2 separate regions of the Homo sapiens genome follow, and region 2 is linked to region 1. The links are chromatin loops, found by intact Hi-C in ENCODE. Cell type or tissue: psoas muscle. All regions are shown on one strand. Links, peaks and the distances in the headings refer to the core of each region. The heading gives the core; the rest is flanking DNA. Region 1 has its middle 360 kb from the start of LINC02165. Region 2 overlaps LOC105371310 (a long non-coding RNA gene).

Region 1 (10,335 bases), core at 1,072-9,071:
ACGTCTCTAACCTTTGTTTCCACTTCTTTAAAGTTGAGATAATAATGAGGCCTAAGTAATGTTCTTTTCCCAATTAAATGTTATTCTCTGTAAAGTACCTGATACAATGTTGTGCAATAATGAACGTCCAAAAAATGTTTTCTACTTGTATTACAGGGCACTATCTCTGATGCTCAAAACAACTCTATGAGAGAGAAATCATTGTCCCCATTTCACAGATTAGAAAACAACACAAATCAAAAACAGAAACCTGAGACTTAAGGTGACACTGTAATTGACAAACTATTAAGCAGTCAAATCAATTCACACTCTAGTGTGTTTAGCTTCAGATCCTTTGTATTTTCCACCCCACCAAGCATGACATAACTGTAATATTCAAGTAGTGGTCCTAGGAGGTAAATGAACCTGTTAGCAAGGCACCATTAGGAAGAACAGCTCAATTTCAGCCCTGCCAACACTCTGACCATTGTGTTTGGCAGACACGCTTCAGCTTCCAGATGGATAATGTTGAGCCAAGCCACTAATCAGGTCAGTAGGTCAATCCCAACAGTGTTTTGTAGTTAATGTATTCAGGCAGGTCTATCAAAATGTGGTCATGCTCAAAATCTGGTGGTCTGCAGGGGCCATTTCCAGGGGCTTTCAGTGCAGATGCAAATGTTGAGAAATGCCTGTCTTCAAACCCTCCCATGCCAAGGTCACCTTTCTCATGCTTCATGGAACAGCACTGCAGACATCGCCACATATTTGCACAAGTCTTTGAAGAAATGCAGCCTTGTCGACTAAGAGACATTTTGGAGGACAAGTGTTGTCATCTTCCAGGCACAGTGCATATCAGAATTTTACTCATTGCAGAATAATGAAAAACATGCCCCTTAGAGAGACAACATAGTGAAAGAAAGTATAAACTTGAGGCATGAGTTCATCTGATTTCATCCCTGGCTCTTGTCATTTGTGATCTTGGGAACGTTGCTTAACTCTACTAAGCTTTGTTTCTATCATACATAACATTTCAGAAATAATATCAACATTATTGGGTTGCTATGAGTAATGACTAGAAAAAAAAAAAACCTCAAGTTTAAAGCAATTGACATAGTCCTTGACACAACTTCATCTGCCTTCTAATCACCATCTTGCAATTAAATTGCTAAACTCTGACACCTTAAAAATCACCATAGAGTGAGACATTCTATACAATGCCTTGAAACTGATTTATTAAAACTGTACTGATTGGCTCTATGAAACCCAAAAGTCCAACAGTGAGTTGATCTAATTATAAATTAATGGTTACCAAAATGTAATTGGTTTGTAACAATCTAACAATCTTGCTTTATCTTCCTTTCATTTTATTGCTTTCCCATTCTCTATGACTATATTATAACTCTCCACTCTCCTCAAATGTTTATTATCTCCTTCTCCACCCACACTGTAGCATCACCTTGGACAAATGACCTAGAAGTTTTCCTCAAAAATATCCCGCAGTAGCTGCACTTTTCTTTTTTGGTACTAAATATACTCAGAATTATCTATTGAATATGGTTTTCTTATTAAAATAAATTTGGTGTGCCTGCTCCACTTAAAATGGAGTAGAGGCTCAATAGGTATATGCTAAATGAATGAACAAGTTTCCACAATTAATGACATGGGTGAGCTGAAACAATAGATCCTTGTAAAATTAGATTGAGGATAACACCTCTTTATAATCTCACCATTCATTATACAATATGGTATATTTTTATTTTCATATGATAACTCACAACTCTTTTATGACATAGGCATGTCAGAGATTAAAACTTCAGATAAACATGGGTTCAGAGACCACAGACAGCTTTCCAGAGAGAGTTAGTAAGCTGCAATTTAAAAAATAATTATTTCTTTCCCCGTTCATTTTTTCCATATACTACATAATATTATAAATGTTTATTATGAATAACAATGTTCACACTCAGAAAATTCAGAGCTGCCTAAAATTAAATGAAAGGTTAATTAATATCTATAGGTGGCAAGGATCTGGTCAATGTATGCTGTATCCTGGATTTGTTCAATCTAGCCAGTATGCCAGCAAAGCTCAGCTTTAATTGTTGAAGACTCAATTACTTAGCAATGCCTTTACTTGTTCAGTGAGTTTCATGTCAGTCATATGCATCCCCAGCACTTGTGATCTTGTAACTTCAGGAATATTAAAATGTGATCTTTTTCCACACAAAAAATGGGTACATTTGGCAGCAGAAATTGTTTCTTCTATGTAGCCCTAAATAGTCATCTGTATGCACAAATTCCTAAGAGTGAAAATATTTTAAGGGTATCTAAAAGTCTAGAAAATTGATCAATAATTAGTCAAGAAATGGGAAGTTTTAATCAGTACCTTAAATTTTCCCAACACACACACACACACACACAAGCAGACATCATTGCAATTTTGACATATTTTTTCTCTTTAATCTGGCTTGTATGCCTAAGTGTCCCATGTGAAATCTACAGAAGATTGGTCAAGCTAAATGCAGAATTGTACAAGCACAATAACATTCAGATGAATGAAAGAAGGGGACAGAAAGGTACTATAGTTTATATCTATTCTGTGCCATTTAATGATCCAAAGATAAAAAGCAAAGCAAAACCAAATTAACGGATACAAATGTTTAATATAGGTATTTTCCCCTACTTTATAGGTGAGAATGTGTAAGCTTACTAGCTTAAGTAAGTAAACAAAGGTCACACAACTATTAAATAGCGGCTTTGGAATTCAACCTAACTCACATCTGACTGCATCTCATTCCTTACCCTTGAATAATGCATGATTAATCTGCCTTGTCTCTTTTCTTTGAGACACACACATACAAAGCCATCTCATACCAAATATGGACAACAACCATTCTCCACCGCCTGCTTGCTTTCCTTTCTTCTCTTCCATGTGTCTCTAGTTTCTTGCCTTCCTTGCTCTGAAATCCCATTTTGTCTTGACTTTCTTGATGAAACCATTAGGTTTTCTCTTGGTTGTAATTTGAGCTACAATTTAGAAGAATTGCCACACCTACCTGCAACCCTGTAGGCTCTCTATGTCTCTCTTCACCATTCTAACTACACTGAACCTCAGTAAGGAAAATTCCACCATGCAACCATCTTTTTATTGTAGAAATCATTAAGCATATCAGATGTCTGTTCAGAACAAAAAATTATTGACATTACTAAGTTCTTCATAGTGAGTTGTATATAACACCCCCCTTGAGGGCTATCGTTTGCTTTAGTAAACAACCCACAGAGTGGGAGAAAATCTTTGCAATCTATACATCCAAAAAGGACTAATATCTAGAATCTATGAGGAACTCAAACAAATTAGCTAGAAAAAAAACAATCCCGTCAAAAAGTGGGCTAAGGACACGAATAGATAATTCTCAAAAGAAGATACACAAATGGCCAACAAACACATGAAAAAATGCTCAACAACACTAATGATCAGGAAAATGCAAATCAAAACCACAATGTGATACCACCTTACTCAAGAATGGCCATAATCAAAAAAGAAAAAAATAATAGATATTGGTGTGAATGCGGTGAAAAGGGAACACTTCTACACTGCTTGTGGAAATGTAAACTAGTACAACTTCTATGGAGAAAACAGTGTGGAGATTCCTTAAAGTGCTTTAAAAAAGGCTTTTAAATACTCATCTGGGCACTGGGTTATATGTACAATTATTTTGTTCTGTAGATTTCTGTTTTTACGTTACAAGGACTGAATATGTAATATGGATTATTAGCATTTGCCAGACAGGCCTTTTATGGTGTAGCCCAGTGTTTCCCAGTCCACTTTAGTCCACAGGAGACTCAACATTGTCACGTCTCTATTTCTGATTAAAGGAGTAAGGGAAATGAAAAGAGAGTACAATAAGCTGGCCAGCAGGCTGTGTCTCTGCAAGGGGGCTAAGAAAAGGACCAATTATGGGTACACATGTTCTTGGCTGACCAAAATTTAGGCAATGAAGAATCGCTAATCTTACTTCTCATTGGGCAAATAAAAATATAGAAACTTAAATACCTTACTAAATCATATAATATATTAATAGAAGTAGAAATACTAGAATCTAGAAATTCTGGTTTACAAACAAATGGTCTTACTTCCTAACCATACTCACTAGACAATCTCATGTGAACCCTAATCAATGCCCTTTTTCTGCTATTTCTAGTAATTAAGTATGCAGACTGTTCCAAAATGAGGCATCCTCTTTATTTTCTTGGATCTCTTAAGAATGTCATGTCCAAAGCAGGGACTCCAAAGCAATACTAAGAGATTTAATTAATATAATATATTATTTAACACATATATTAAATAATAAATAGACTAAGCCTAAAAATAATTTAAGTCACCCGTCATATGCCAGACACACTCCTCAGCACATTCTCTTTTTGTTTTGTTTTTGTTTTTTCGTTTTTGAAAATTTTTTTAAATTTTACTATACTTTAAGTTTTAGGGTACATGTGCACAACGTGCAGGTTTGTTACATATGTATACATGTGCCATGTTGGTGCCTCAGCACATTCTTAACCATCACAAAGTTAGGGGTAGAAGGTCTGCTGCAACTGTTACCATGAGCTAGATACTATATAGCAGCTATGATATTCCAGCCATGATTATAAGTACACACACACATACACATATGTGAACATATTTAATCCTCACAATAACTCTATGAAGTAGGGTTGTTATTTTATTCCCACTTTACAGATGAGAAAATAAAGGCTCCAAGGTACTAGATAATGATTAGTCAGCAGACATTAGTCAAATACCTCCTCTTATTGGGCATTATGTAAGCATTGGGGATATAAGGATACCTATAAAAGGAGTAGTCCTGGAGCCTTCAATCTAATGAGGATAACAGCTTTTAAACTGATTGCAGCACGAGTAATTCATTAGCATGAAATCGCTATAATCAAGGATTATAGGGTACCATGGAGTACATAATACGAAGGCAAATTCTGTTCTGAAAGTGCAGCTTTTCTCTAAGTCATTCTAGTAGATTAGAACAGCTGTCCAAGCAAAAGTGGAGGGAAAATGTCTTAGCCTGTTTCCTATTGCTTATAACAGAATACCTGAAACTGAGTAATTTATAGGGAAAAGGAATTTATTTGTTACCATTATGGGATCTGAGAAGTCCAAGGTCAAGAGGCTGCATCAGGTAAGAGCCTTCTTGCTGGTGGAGAATCTCTGCAGAGTACTGAGGCAGCACAGGACATGACACAGCAAAGGAGCTGAGCATGCTAACATCCTAGCTTAGGTCTCTCTTCCATATCTTATAAAGCCACAGGTTCCCCTCCCATGATAACCCTTTCTTCCATTAGTCCATGAATGGATTGATCCTTTCATGAAGGCAGACCCCTCATGACCCAGTCACCTCTTAAAGGTCCTGCTTCTCAATACTGCCACCTTGGGGACAAAATTACAACATGAGATTTGGAGGGAATCCTCAAACCATAGCAGAAGAGAATTAAAAAAGCAAGGGTTGAATCTACACTGTCTGATGCAGGACATGAAATGTGGCTAGCATAAGTGCAGGTGTGTGTTAGTGTGAAATACACAACAAATTTCTAAATCTTAAGAAGAAATAAAAAGAACCTAAAATAATACCTAGTCAATACCTCACTTTTAATATGGATTACAGGTTAAAATGCTGATGTTTTCGACATAGTGTGTTAAATAAAATGTATTAGAAGTAACTTTCTGATTTGGTTTGGCTCTGTGGCCTCACGCAAATCTCTCTTGAATTGTAATCTCCACATGTCGAAGGAGGGACCTGTCGGGAGATGATGGGATCATGGGAGCAGTTTTTCCCATGCTATTCTCCTGATAATGAGGGAGTTCTCACAAGATCTGCTGATTTTATAAATGGCAGTTTCCCCTGTGCTCTCCCTCTCCCTCTCTCTCTCTCCCCTGCCACCATATAAGACTTGCCTTGCTTCCCCTTTGCATCTGTGATGATTGTACATTTTCTGAGGCCTCCCGAGCCATGCAGAACTGTGAGTCCTTTCTTTATAAATCACCCAGTCTCAGGTAGTATCTCTATAGCTGTGTGAAAATGGACCAATACAGTTTCCTATTTAATTTTTTAATGCAGCTGTAATAAAATGTATAATTACACAAGGAACTTGGATTTGTCACTCACATTATGGATCTACTTGACAGGCTGGCTTCAGGTTTCAGGTCAAAGCAAAGGTCAGTAGCTGGAAGGACTCAATGGATGGGAAGCAGGCCTGCGAGGCTGAAGTATGGTAAACGTTGGAAAGTGGCCCAAGATGAAGCTGTAGATACGGACAGGATAAGATCATCTGCTTAAGATACAGAAGTGACCAGATTTATGCCTAGTTTGGTCTGATTCCAGAGCTGTGACTTCCTAAAAACAATACGGTGCAGCCTCTTCTTAAACAGTGGTCACCATCGGCCAGGCATGGTGGCTCCTGCCTGTAATCCCAGCACTTTGGGAGGCTGAGGTGGGTGGATCACCTGAGGTCAGGAGTTTGAGAGCAGCCTGGCCAACATGGTGAAATGCCATCTCTACTTAAAATACAAAAAATTAGCCAGGGATGGTGGTGGATGCCTGTAATCCCAGCTACTCAGGAGGCTGAGGCAGGAGAATCACTTGAACCCGGGAGATGGAGGTTGCAGTGAGCCGAGATCATACAACTGCACTCCAGCCCTGGGCAACAAGAGCAAAACATCATCTTGAAAAGAAAAGAAGAGAAAAGAAGGGAAGAGAAGAGAAGGAAAGAAAGAAAGGAAGGAAGGGAAGGGAAAGGAAAGGAAAGGAGAAAGGAGAGGTCACTATCTCAGTAGCCAACTCTTTTCTCTTCATTCAGACAGCAACACTTAGTTCTTCTGGCATGTCTTCACTTACTGTCTTGTTTTGACATTAGGGTATTCATGCCTCTTCACTCAACTAACCATGAGGGTTTCCATCATCCCAGGGCCTCTTCAACACACAGACCCATGTTTCTCCAGTTTATCTCGTTTAATGTGAATCTCTAACAGTGAATGCCCCCAAAACTGTCATGGGGGCAGGTGGTGGGTGGAGGTTGTTGGAATAATTCTTTATCTCTGCAGACTGGCTGTGTTTTTGAGTCTTCTCAATATGTTTGTCTACCTGATCTTTCTTTGTAGTTCCAAATCAAAGAATCCTTGCCAGTTTCCTGAATGAGCAAAGTTTTTGTCCTGGGAAGGGGAAACAGAAAATAATATAATTTGTTTTCCTTCAGGTTACTCTAGCCTCCCTCCTCTTTTTCCACTCCTCTCCATGGTATCACCACTTTTATTTTTTGCTATTTTCCTTCTTTTTTCCTTGTTTCATTTTCAATGTGGCAACTCTTGGACAGGCTCCACTAAGCAGACCTCCAGGGGTCCACTCTTATGTCTCTCCTACTAAGTCCCACCACTTTCAGAAGGAGCTAATCCTGTCTCAGTTCAATATGTATACTTTTATGGAGCTTATTGTATCATTTTTTGAGTTTTAATTGTATGATTATGTTTTTCCCAGGGAAAAACCAAGGGAACTTACTGAAGCAGAAGTGATACTGGATGAATATTCCAGTTATTACCATAACAAGCTAAATAAGAGAGAGGAAAGAAACCACGTAGGAACTATAAGAAATGCATTCAAAGTTTTGTTGTAAAGTGTAGAATATTGGTCATCTTGTGTTCATAATTAGCCAAATCTATTTTTAAAAAGCGCGTGTGTGTGAGAGGGAGAGAGAAAGATAATCATATAGGCTAGATTTGAGGTGCACATTTGGACTCTGTGCTTTTCCTCTGTAGCAATACGTAAAGTGTGTTTGTAGAATTTCTACTGCAATTTCTTTCTTTGTATATGTAGCAGCTAACAAGACCTGTGTCTTTTTTTGCTGGTAAGTATCCACCGTTTCAATAAATGCCCAGTTCAAAATTAACTCCCCCAAAAAATAACATCTAGCTAATCTTTATAATTATAGAATGCATTTGCTTTGGAATGTCACTAGATGAACTAAAGAGTATCTTATCGCTCTCCTGTAAGAGGTATCTGGATGTTACCTATTTAACAAATCTGCACATCCTGCACATGTACCTCAGAACTTAAAATACAAATTATGATTTTTTTTTAAAAAAAGAGGTATCTGGATGGTTTCTTGTAATGGTTTTAATTTTGTGCTTTCATTTTTTATTTTCACATACACTTTCTCTGTTTTGTTTCTTAGTTTTTTGCATATTAACCAAAAACTGAATGGCTACTATTCTACCACATACCTTGAGGCAGTTAAATTCTATCTACCCAGGAAGAAAGTATATACACAAAAGAGCTGCCATTGATGCGTTTTGGAAGCATGCGTGTGTTTCAGAAAGGATGAAAAAGTACAGAATTATTGAAGAAGGTAGTATTTGAAATAATTCTTGATAGATAAGTGCTTGCCTTTTAAAGGATGAAAGGAAATTCTAGGTAGAAAAATCAGAATGAGTAAAATTTTAGAAAAGTGAAAAAAAAGTCACATTCTAGAAGAGCTAAGTAATTCAATGTAGCTGGAACTAAGACACAAAGACATTAGCATTTTAGAGGTGAAGATCAGGAGATGGGTGTGGGTTCAATTCATGTCATGTTAAATAATTTAGACTTTGTCCTGTAGATATAGGGAGACATCAAAGCTGTTTAAACAAAATGGTGTGTAATTAGTTTTATGTTTGAGAAATATCATCCTTATAGTAATATAGAAATTGCTTCCTAAATGTCCTCCCTTGTACTTTATACTTAAAAATTCTGGAAGAACATAACCTCCTGCCCTCCTTTGCTTTCTTTGCAAAGAACCTACTGCAATCTCAGCATAAGAGGAATTTATTCATCTCCATACAAAATGAGAGAATATTATTGGAACATGTTTATTTAATAAGTAGAATGTGTGCTTCGACACAACCTGGGCCTAAGTTAAAAATATAGCTTTACTGGCTGGGTGCGGTGGCTCACGCCTGTAATCCCAGCACTATGGGAGGCCAAGACGGGCAGATCATGAGGTCAGGAGATTGAGACTATCCTGGCTAACATGGTGTAACCCCATCTTTACTAAAAATACAAAAAAATTAGCCGGGCGTGGTGGCTGGCGCCTGTAGTCCCAGCTACTCGGTAGGCCGAGGCAGGAGAATGGCGTGAACCCGGGAGGCAGAGCTTGCAGTGAGCCGAGATCGCGCCACTGCACTCCAGCCTGGGTGACAGAGCAAGACCCCACCTCAAAAAAAAAATAATTATACACACACACACACACACACACACACACACACACACACACACACACACACATATAACAAATATGTATAGCTTTACTGCTTAATAGTCATGTATCATTTTTGAGCCTCAGTTTTTGTCATCTGTTACAATGGGAATGGTACTCTTCAAATGGTTATTTTGAGAAATATTTTCAGTATATTGAAGCCCCTCGGTCACATTTTGTTTGTATGCTGGTGTATATGACTGTTTTCTTGGATTCTTAAATTATTCCTCTCAGACTATACGTTCAAAATGAACTGAATGAAATGCTGTTGGATTTACATCGCCATAAAAATGAAACAATCAACTACCTACCACTGAACCAAATTTTATTTTGAACTTTATTGGTATAATATGTCAGTGACAGAAGAGAAAAGATTTCAGTGCAACCGCTTTACATTCCAAACAATGCATAATTAGGGCTCAGAGCAAGAATCAAAATCTAGGTACACACTGAGTTTTAAGCACATTCTAACAGATCCTGAACAAAAACCCAAATTCTGTTCTGCACAGATGGTGGAAGACAATATTCCTGTGCTGCCAAAAATATGTGTTGACTGAGCGAAGAACTAAATGACATTAGGATTGTTCTTTCAGTATTACCTTTCATGCGGGCTTCAAGTTGTTTCAGACTAAATGGAAAACGTTCAAGGACTTATCAGAGAATAATCAGTGCACACAGGATGTTGATGCTTTGTCAGGATGTGTTTCAATGTGGAATAAGATTTCAAATTGGATTAATATGCAGAGTCTCAAATACCAAACACCAACACTGCTAGCAAACTTGATCATCTAAATTCCAGAGATAAAAGAGTGGGAAGGTTTGCAAATAGTATATAGATTGGGCCCAGCCCAGTGTCCATCTCATCCCATGTTTTCTGGGGGGAAAGCACGTTTCCTCCTGGGGACATCCTGATCTAATTTTTTTCAATACACAGCACTGGCTAAATTCAGATTTGCTGACCCCTGGAGTCTAGTTATTCTGCTCTGCCAATCCAAATGATGCTTTCTCAACACTTGCATTGGCTGAATTATTTAAAATCATTTAAATGATTATTTTGAAGTTTCT
Region 2 (10,335 bases), core at 1,567-9,566, 380 kb before region 1:
ACCACTTCTCCCTGGATCAAGAAATGGAACATCACCAGTATCCCGAAGCCACCTCCCCAAGGTATTCCCATTCTCCTCCTCAAAGACAACCAGTTTCTGAATTCAAACACTAAAGGCCTACATTGAAAATTTATATAAATGAAATCACGCAGTATGTATTCTTGTACATTTGGCTCGTTTGTTTAATGTCTTGTTTGTCCTAGTCCTCAATGTTGTGTGTAGCAGTAATTTGTTTATTCTTATTGCTACAAAGTATTCCATTATATGAATATGACATAATTCATTATTTAATCCACTTTGGATGAACATTTGGTTTGGTTTTAGGTTGGAGATACTACAAACAGTGTTGCTATCAATTTCAAATGTTTCAAATATCAAATGTTGCACATCTGTTTTGGTGCAAATATTCATGCATTTATGTTGGGTAATGTACCTAGGAATGGGATTAATGAGTCACCTGGTTGCCTGCATGTTCAGCTTTAATAGTACAGACAGTCAGTGTCGAGTCTTTATATGCATATTAGCAGCTCAGGAGAGATTTTAACAGGCATCCATGCTCCACAGATGATCTTTTTTACTCATTTTACAAAATGCAAATAAGATCATGCGATGCCCCTGTTTAATACCTTTTAATAGCTGCTCATCGACCTTTGGAAAATACTCAAAATCACAGATTCCTGCAGGATCTGGTCTCACATACTTTTCCAGATGAATTATGCACATCTCTGCCCCTGATGTTCTTCACTCCAACTATACTGAACTCCTCTCAGTTTCACATGTGTACTTCATTTTCACCCACTGAAACTTAACTCCTCTGAAATGTTTGCCCAGACCCACCTATTGTATATTGCTGCTGGAGCGCAGTGGTGCAATCTCAGCTCACTGCAACCTCTGCATCCCGGGTTCAAGTGATCCTCGTCTCAGCCTCCCTAGTAGCTGGAATTACCGGTGTGTACCACCACTCCTGGCTAATTTTTGTATTTTTAGTAGAGATGGGGTTTCACCATGTTGGCCAGGCTAGTCTCAAACCCCTGACCTCAGGTGATCTGCCTGCCTCAGCCTCCCAAACTGCTGGGATTACGGGCATAAGCCACCACGCCCGGTCATAAATTTCATTCATTACACAGGTCAGTGCTAGAAACAGCATCATTTTCTCATGTGTTTGTCTTCCCGACTAGAATTTAAGTTCCAAAAGAACGTGTGCACTCTGCCTTCCTCACTAGAATTTCAGTACCAAATGAGTTAAAATTTCCTAACTTGTTCTCTTCTGAGTTTCCACTGTCTCCAAAAGTACTCAGCATCAATTGGGCATTCAATCAATGTCTGTTGAATAGATAAAAAAATGCATGAAGGAGAGTTAGCATATTTTTTTCTCTCCTCAAATTGATTGTCTCCTCTTTCAATAACTGGATAACTTGTACTTATCCTTGAGGTCTCAGCTTAAACATCATTTCCAGAGGGACACCTTTTTTTTTTTTTTTTTTTTTTGACTGGCCAAGCTAAGTTTTACACTCTTGTGTATAATATACAACTTTTCTTAAGCTTTAGCTTCCTGGCATTTACTCTTAAAAGATCAGTTGATGATCTTTGTGTATTAACAAGTTGATGATTTGTATTTTTTTTGTTTATGGTTCATATTGTCCCTTAACTTATATGTTCTAGGAGTATCTGGATGTCTGTTTTGTTCACCGCTGTTTCCCTTATGCCTAGCACAGTACTGCAGGTACATTGCAGACTTCTTAATGCACAAAGGCAAAAACTAAAATATCGAAGAGCAGATCAAAAAAGTATTGTCCAAGAGCTTTCACAAGGCAAAGAATCTTGTGCATAACTAAAGAAGACATATTCAGGGTCAAGTAGGTGAGAATTGGGACATATTCACAAAGGCTATAGTAAATATTCTAAGTTTTAAATATCATAAGAGAATTTGATAGCCACCCAGATACATGAAGACAGAAAACAGCCCTTGTAAAGCAGCAATAGAGAAATGTCTATTTAGATCTTTTGCCCATTTTTAATCAGATTATTTTTTCCTACTGCATTGTTTGAGCTTCTTATATATTCTGGTTGTTAATCCTTTGTCAGATGGATAGTTTGTAAATATTTTCTCCCATTTTGTGGGTTGTTTCTTCACTTCATTGATTGTTTCCTCTGTTATGCTGAAGCTTTTTAGCTTGATGTGGTTGCATTTGTCCATTTTTACTTTGGTTGCCTGTGCTTTTGAAGGCTTACTCAAGAAATCTTTGCCCAGACCGATAGCCTGAAGTGTTTCTCCAATGTTTTATTCTAGAAGTTTTATAGTTTCACATCTTGGATTTATGTTACGTCTTTAATGCATTTCAATTTGATTTCTTATGTGGTGAGAGATAGGAATCTAGTTTCATTTTTCTGCATTTGGATATCCAGTTTTCTTAGCACAATTTTTTGAAGAGACTGTCCTTTCCTCCTTTCCTCAGTGTATGTTCTTGGCAACTTTGTTGAAAATGAATTCACTGCAAATACCTGAATTTACTTCAGGATTTTCTATTTTCTTCCATTGGTCTGTATGTATAGTTTTTATGCCAGTAACGTGTTGTTTTGTTTAATATAGCTTTGTATTAGAATTTGAAATCAGGTAATGTGATATCTTCAGCTTTGTCCTTTTTGCTCAGAATTGCTTGAGCTGTTCTGGGTCTTTTGTGATTCCATGTGCATTTTATAATATTTTTTCTATTTCTGTAAAAATTATATTTGTTATTTTGATAGGTATTGCATTGATTCTGTAGATTTATTTGGGTAATATTGACATTTTAACAATACTAATTCTTCCTATCCATAAACATGGGATATCTTTCAATTTATTGTCCCCACTTCAATTTCTTGTCCCCACTTCAATTTCTTTTATTAATGTTTACAGTTTTAAATGTAGAGATTTTTCACGTCTTTGGTTAAGTTTAATTCTAAGAATTTTATTTTATTTGTAGCCATTGTAGATGGAATTGCCTTCGTCATTTCTTTTTCAGACTGTTTGCTATTGACATACAGAAATGCTACTAATTTTTGTATTAGAATTTTATATCCACAATTTTACTGAATTTGTTTATCAGTTCTAATAGTTTCTAGGTAGACTCTTTAGGTTTTTCTAAATATAAAATCATATTATCTGCCACCAAGGATAATTTCACTTTCCTTTCCAGTTTGGATGCCCTTTATTTCTTTTATTGCTTCGTGTGTGTGAGTGTGTGTGTGTGTGTGTGTGTGTGTGTGTGTGTGTGTGTGTGTGTATAATTGCTCTGGCTAGAACTTCCAGTGCTTCTATTTTTCTTACCATAAAAAACATTTTCTTTAAAGACCTCCTTTTGTCATTATCCCATCCAGCAGCACTAACAGTATTAAATAATTTTCAAAAATCGATATTGAAATGTATGTACCCTCAAAACACCAATTCATAAAAAATAAGATATGTTTCAAAATGGATAATTGGGATGGTGGAAAATGACTTAGGAATTTTTTTTTAAAAGATGAAAGGGTATTGGGAAACGATACATATACATACACACACAGAGAGGCACACACACAGGTTTCTTTTCACACCTCAAGCCACTTTTATGGGAGGATAAATAATATTAACTGATATTTACTGAGTGTTTACATAACATGTATTCTTCTAAGGCTATCTCTATTTACCTATCTGGCTACCGTGTAGGGACATAAATTTTGCCTAAGCAGACTTATTAATCCAGTTAATTAATTGAGATAAATTTGACTCAATTAACTGCCATTTGGCCTGGAATATTTTTTTTCTTTTCTTGCTGATCATAAACGTCATCATTACTAAACTGCCACTAAATTTAATTGAACATTTATTATATGTTAAAGTATTCTGCTGGCACCCAGGGAGAGAAATCAAGTCCAGGGGGTGCCATAACATGACTCTAGCAGATAATCAGGGCAACGGCGATGATGATGATGATATGGGGCTTCAAGACAGACCTACAAAAGTAGAGGAGAGGACATCTCTACCAGACAGAGCAAGTGATTATGGCTGAAAAAGAGACAAGCTCTTCTTCAAGAAATCACTTAAACATCGGCATTACATCTCAAGCAAGTGGAGACAATCAGACTGTCTTTCTGGGAAATTTGGAATTATGACTGGGAGCCTGTAAATAAGTTTGGTTTTACTTGCATAATAGAAACAATTTAACCTAGAAAATACGTGTTTTGGACATGAAGCAACCAAGACAAACAGTTTGTACAAAGGAGAACATACCACAGATTTAGAGATAAGCATAGAAGAGGAGAATAAAGATTTAGGATTTCCTGGGCTCTTTGTGGCTTTTCTAATTCCAGTTCTGAAGAGGTCCTAGATATCTTCCAAAGACATCCCAACAGCTAACCAATAAGTGATATTCCATATAATTTCCCATATATCATGACATCTTTATTAGGAAATTGTGTTTTAATGTATCTGTGAAAGTCCTTTATGATTCTCATAGATAATGGTAGAAAAACTGTCAGAAATGTTTGTTAAATGAATAGACAAGAGAGAGAATGAGAAAGGAGAGAGAGAGAAGGAAAGAAGGGGATAAAGAATTGAGAAGAGTGCTACTAACCAGGCTAAGATTATGGAATAAGAAAGATTTTATAGACTCAAAATTATCCTGGTAGTCAACAGTCCATTCCAATAAGCCAGCGTCTAATAATCAAAACTGACTCCCCAGATTCCACATAGGAGGCAGCAACTTAATCTTAATCCCTGTATATTCATAAAAGGGGTGAGAGTAAGTTTAAAGTATTGAATATCTTCCTCCCCCTGCCAGCATTGTCCCAAGGAGCAAGTGGTTCTGAGCCAGCAGGGAGAGCTGGAGTACAGCCCACAGCAAACAGCTGTGGAAGCTAGAGAAAGGCAAACCAAGGTAGATCTGTATTTCCAGCTGGGTTAAAGAGTTCTTTATTCCAACATTAGAACCAGAACTTTACCAATTTAATAGACTTTTTTTTTCTCTGTCTCTCTTCCTCTTCCACTTTTCCTCCAACAAAGATCAAGAGTCAAAGAAACATCAAACAAGCTTACTGCAGACAACCCAAATAAATAAGCTCTTCTTTTGAGAACAGCATCTTTTGTTGTCTGTCAGAAAATAGCTCTCAAGACAGGGTGTACAAATTGGCCTTTGGAAGCTCTGTGCTCTCTCTGGAGCTCACCTTCATTTTTGAATGTTTAGTCTAGCATTTGTGACAAGCTGTGTCTTGCAAGAGGAATCTAGATTTACTTCTGCCCTGAAAATGGGAAACAGGAACTGTTGATATCATAACCTCTTTGCAAGACAGGCCTAAAAATGCGTAATCCATTTTTATGCTTAGCACAAGCTGCAAATGACCATTTTAAAGAATCTACATAAAAAGTTTAAGAATCCAATGGTATTCTATAGAATTAATGTCCAATGTGTGAAAATGATCTTACAATCCACCTCATAATATACTATCTCTATACAATTTAGCAAAGCTCCTCTCTACTCTTCCCTTCTTGTCTTACACACACACACACACACACACACACACACACACACACACACACAACAGTTCAGGTCCACTGATAACCAAACTGACAGAAAATTGTTTGTCTGTAGTTTGCATAAAATTGGTGTTCTGTATCAGTGTCCCTCATTTCATCTAAAGAAGCTGAAAGGATGTAAACCTATTAAATGTGCACATAACCAAAAATTCTAATGAGATATATTAGATTTTGAGTTACTCTAAAGATGACTGAAAACACTGACTCAGAAGCCAGACCACCTGTGTTCAATTTGAGCAATGCTTTGGCTCTGCCACTAATAGGGTCTGAAATGTTGGACAGGACACTACTTCACTGTACTCCAGTTTTCGGATCTGTTTCACTTGTTAATATATACAACTACTTAGAATAGTTCCTGACACTGTTTTGTCTTTAAGTATTTTGAGTAATTTGATATTATAAATATTAGTTATTATTATTGGCTAAGATAGAAGAAAGAAACTACATCCACACCTTTCAATCTTTTCATGATTGTCTTTTGGTAACTCAAAACACAACTTTCAGAAATTTTTTTTAAAAATTTTAAAGTTCTGTTCCTTGTAGTAACTCTTTTTGGAGACACATACCGTACAATGAAACCACTGTATGGTTTAAAGTGAGAAAGGTTTAAAAGAAAAAAGAAATCTGCCTTTTCAAGTCACATGGGTGCCTAGTGTGGTGGGCATTTTGGAAGGGAATGAGACAGAGCCCTATTTAAATGCTTTGCCATGGTCCAAGCTAAGATGACAAGCCTGAATCACTGTTTCTCAAAGTGAGGGATCCATACCACTGGTGAGGCATAGAATGAGTTACAGGGTGCAAAATAGGTTAAAATTATCACCATTCACGTGATGAGGTCCTTTTTTCAGTGCTATTTCAGTCCTGATTACATGGAAGAGAAGGTCACAGTTTGATCATGGCTGTTAACACCTCTCTAAAATTTGCTAATCCCCTTCTCAGCAGTTAGAGGTGACCTCTACATAATGGCTTCCAGGCAGAATTAGACAACTCCTTTTGTTTTTCATTGTAATTACTTTAACTTTATCTTCTTTTTCCATCCTGAGGTAGTTTTTCATTCCTGGATTATTTCTTTCAAAATAAATCCAATTATGTTTGTGATTTTAGATAAATATGTTAGCTGAATAATTTAGATGTAATATGGGAACAGAATATAAAAGATAGGGTAGTCAATATCCTAAACCAGCTGTGCACTGGAGAGCAGAAATTAGGAACAGATTAGAAAAATGTTTAGATGGTAGAATAAGCAGATATGGGTAACTTGCTTTGAAAGGAAATAGCTACAAATGGTCAAGTGGGCAAGTGATTATAAGCCTCAAGTAAACCTTTAGGTGATGCAAAGTATCTGAAGAGTTATCTACCTGATTAACTCTGGCATTTCCTGAAGGTGGGAAGTCCATTAGAGAAATAACTAATGAAGCTGAACTCCATTCCTTAATCCATTTCCTGCCAAATGTGGTCTCTGAACAATTCTATGTTTTCTTGGTAGTTTTTTGGGTAGTTCCTCAAATCAATGCTCTTCTAAAGGGTTTAAATAGTCATTGTTAATGGTCCTCATTCAAAATGACGCCATTTGTCAGATTATTATTTTTTTTTTAATTATACTTTAAGTTCTGGGATACATGCACAAAATGTGCAGGTTTATTACATATGTAATAGGTTTATTACATACACATATACATGTGCCATGGTGGTTTGCTGCACCCATCAACCGGTCATCTACATTAGGTATTTCTCCTAATGCTATCCCTCCCCAACCCCTCATCCCTTGACAGTCCCCATTGTGTGATGTTCCCTTCCCAGTGTCCATGTGTTCTCATTGTTCAACTTTCACTTATGAGTGAGAACATGCGGTGCTTGGTTTTCTGTTCCTGTGTTAGTTTGCTGAGGATGATGGTTTCCAGCTTCATCCATGTCCCTGCAAAGGACATGAACTCATCTTTTTTATGGCTGCATAGTATTCCGTGGTGTATATGTGCCACATTTTCTTTATTCAGTCTATCATTGATGGGCATTTGGGTTGGTTTCAAGTCTTTGCTATTGTGAACAGTGCTGCAATAAACATATATGTGCATGTGTCTTTGTAGTAGAATGATTTACAATCTTTTAGGTATATACTCAGTAATGGGATTGCTGGGTCAAATGGTATTTCTAGTTCTAGATCCTTGAAGAATCGCCACACTGTTTTCCACAATGGTTGAACTAATTTACACTCCCACCAACAATTTAAAAGCATTCCTATTTCTCCCCATCCTCTCCAGCATCTGTTGTTTCCTGACTTTTTAATGATCACCATTCTAACTGGGGTGAGATGTTATCTTATTGTGGTTTTGATTTGCATTTCTCTGATGACCAGTAATGATGAGCTTTTTTTCATGTTTGTTGGCCACATAAATGTCTTCTTTTGAGAAGTGTCTGTTTATATCCTTTGCCCACTTTTTGATGGGGTTGTTTGTTTTTTTCTTGTAAATTTGTTTAAAGTTCATTGTGGATTCTTGATATTAGCCCTTTGTCAGATGGACAGATTGCAACATTTTTCTCCCATTCTGTAGGTTGCCTGTTCACTCATGACAGTTTGTTTTGCTGTGCAGGAGCTCTTTAGTTTAATTATATCTCATTTGTCAATTTTGGCTTTTGTTGCCATTGCTTTTGGTGTTTTAGTCATGAAGTCTTTGCCCATGCCTATGTCCTAAATTGTATTGCCTAGGTTTTCTTCTAGGGTTTTTAAGGTTTTAGGTCTTATGTTCAAGTCTTTAATCCATCTTGAGTTAATTTTTATATAAGGTGTAAAGAAGTGATCCAGTTTCACCTTCCTGCATATGGCTAGCCAGTTTTCCCAACACCATTTATTAAATAGGGAATCCTTTCCTCATTGCTTGTTCGTGTCAGGTTTGTCAAAGATCAGATGGTTGTAGATGTGTGGCATTATTTCTGAGGCCTCTGTTCTGTTCCATTGGTCTATATATCTGTTTTGGATTGTGTATTTAGAAAACCCCATCATCTCAGCCCAAAATCTCCTTAAGCTGATAAGCAACTTCAGCAAAGTCTCAGGATACAAGATCAATGTGCAAAAACCACAGGCATTCCTATACACCACAATTCATAATTGCTACAAAGAGAATAAAATACCTAGGAATACAACTTACAAGGGACATGAAGGACCTCTTTCAGGAGAACTACTAACCACTGCTCAAGGAAATAAGAGAGGACACAAACAAATGGAAAAACATTCCATGCTCATGGATAGGAGGAAAGGTGAAAAAGGCCATACTGCCCAAAGTATTTATAGAGTCAATGCTATCCTCATCAAGCTACAATTGACTTTCTTGAGAATTAAAAAAAAAAACTACTTTAAATTTCATGTGGAACCAAAAAAGAGACCACATAAGCAAGACAATCCTAAGCAAAAAGAACAAAGCTGGAGGCATCACGCTACCTGACTTCAAACTATATTACAAGCCTACAGTAAACAAAACAGCATGGTATTGTCAGATTATTTAACTAGGGTATTGTTAAATAATAGAAGGTTTCTAATGAGGTTAAAAAAATATCCAAGGAACCTGATACTTAATCACCCAAAAGTGCAACTTGTGGTTCAACAGAACATTATCAGTATACCTTGCGAAGAATTTCTGGTATTTCTCCTGTCTCTTCGTTGCTGGAGTAACATGGCTTATTTTCGGCAATTATCAGACTTGATTAGCAATGTCATTTATGAACAGTGGTGACTTAGGACTAAGAGGGATGTATAAAACAAAACATGATCCTTTTGGGTTTTAATTTTCACAGAAAAATAGTATTTGTTATTTGTTCCATATCCATGACAGAGTAGTTGGGAATATCTAACAAAATCACTTGGAAAAAATATTCCCCAGTAATTTTGGTGAAAATAAACCAAAGAGGATTTTCTGTCACTTGGTGTTTACTCTATAAGGTTTCAGGTTCATAAGAAATCATGCTAATGTGTAGTGAAGTCCACAATCGCCAACTGAAATGCTTTCTTCTTGGAAAGCCTTTTTTTGACCCTCAAGATGGTGAATCAAACCTTCCTTTTCACTCGTAGCCATCTGCATTTGTCTGTAGAGTGAAGCCCAGTCGGGACACTATTGACATATGGGGCTGGATTACTATTTGTTGTGGAGGGCTGTCCTATAGACTGTAGGGCATTTAGCAGCATTGCTGTCTTTTACCTACTCAGTGCTGGTAACACTCCTCCGGTCTGATAATCAAACATGGCTCCAGACACTACTAAATGTACCCAGGTAGGGCCATATAGTACATGGTTGAGATCCACTACTATTAAGTTATGTGACACTTCCCTTACTGCAGTGAAGTTTGCTTTTATGTCTGTGTACTTTAGTAGATTCAAAATAATGTATATGGCACTGAGCTCTATGCATAGTGGTTGCTCTTTTGTTTTTCTGGATGACATATACTATACGGATAAGCACTGTGTCCTATTCATCTCCTCCCTACATTTCAAGAACTCAGAGAAGGGTTGGCGTATAGAAGTCCTAAAAAAATTTTTCAGGGATTAAATAATGAATGGTTCTTTTAAAGGCAGCACCTAAGTAATGTTCAAGTCTGCATTTCCTGTATCAAATGCAAGGTAGGAAATATAGGAGATTCTCAATGAATGGGTGGAGGCTGAATCAGTGAATGAATGGATAGAAGGAAGAATTGAGAAAGGCAGCTTCACATTCACATGGCCAGACATCTTCACGTAGGTGCATCCCTAATCTTCCGCTGGAGTTACTATGACTACAAACATCTCAGCTGCCAACTTG

What was found. A loop is a pair of places that touch in the nucleus more often than their neighbours do. Peaks named below come from ENCODE experiments on the same cell type or tissue, not always from the same donor. Only the 100,000 strongest peaks of a DNase experiment are listed, where the experiment ranks them.
Region 2: a loop joins it to region 1, with 2.5 times the contacts of the local background. A loop is called at or near these places in 7 of 110 quality-filtered maps.

What each region holds. Positions count from the first base shown.
Region 1 is chr16:64,084,945-64,095,279 of GRCh38, reverse strand. No RefSeq gene overlaps it. Among named protein-coding and RNA genes, the nearest start is that of LINC02165, 360 kb to the right of the region's middle. In psoas muscle, for the core only: a CTCF peak has its summit at 5,416 (motif pointing left); no DNase peak of the experiment used is centred there.
Region 2 is chr16:64,464,993-64,475,327 of GRCh38, reverse strand. The region is part of intron 2 of LOC105371310 (a long non-coding RNA gene); the gene reads right to left. Among named protein-coding and RNA genes, the nearest start is that of CDH11, 650 kb to the left of the region's middle. In psoas muscle, for the core only: no CTCF peak of the experiment used is centred there; a DNase peak (open chromatin) is centred at 4,837.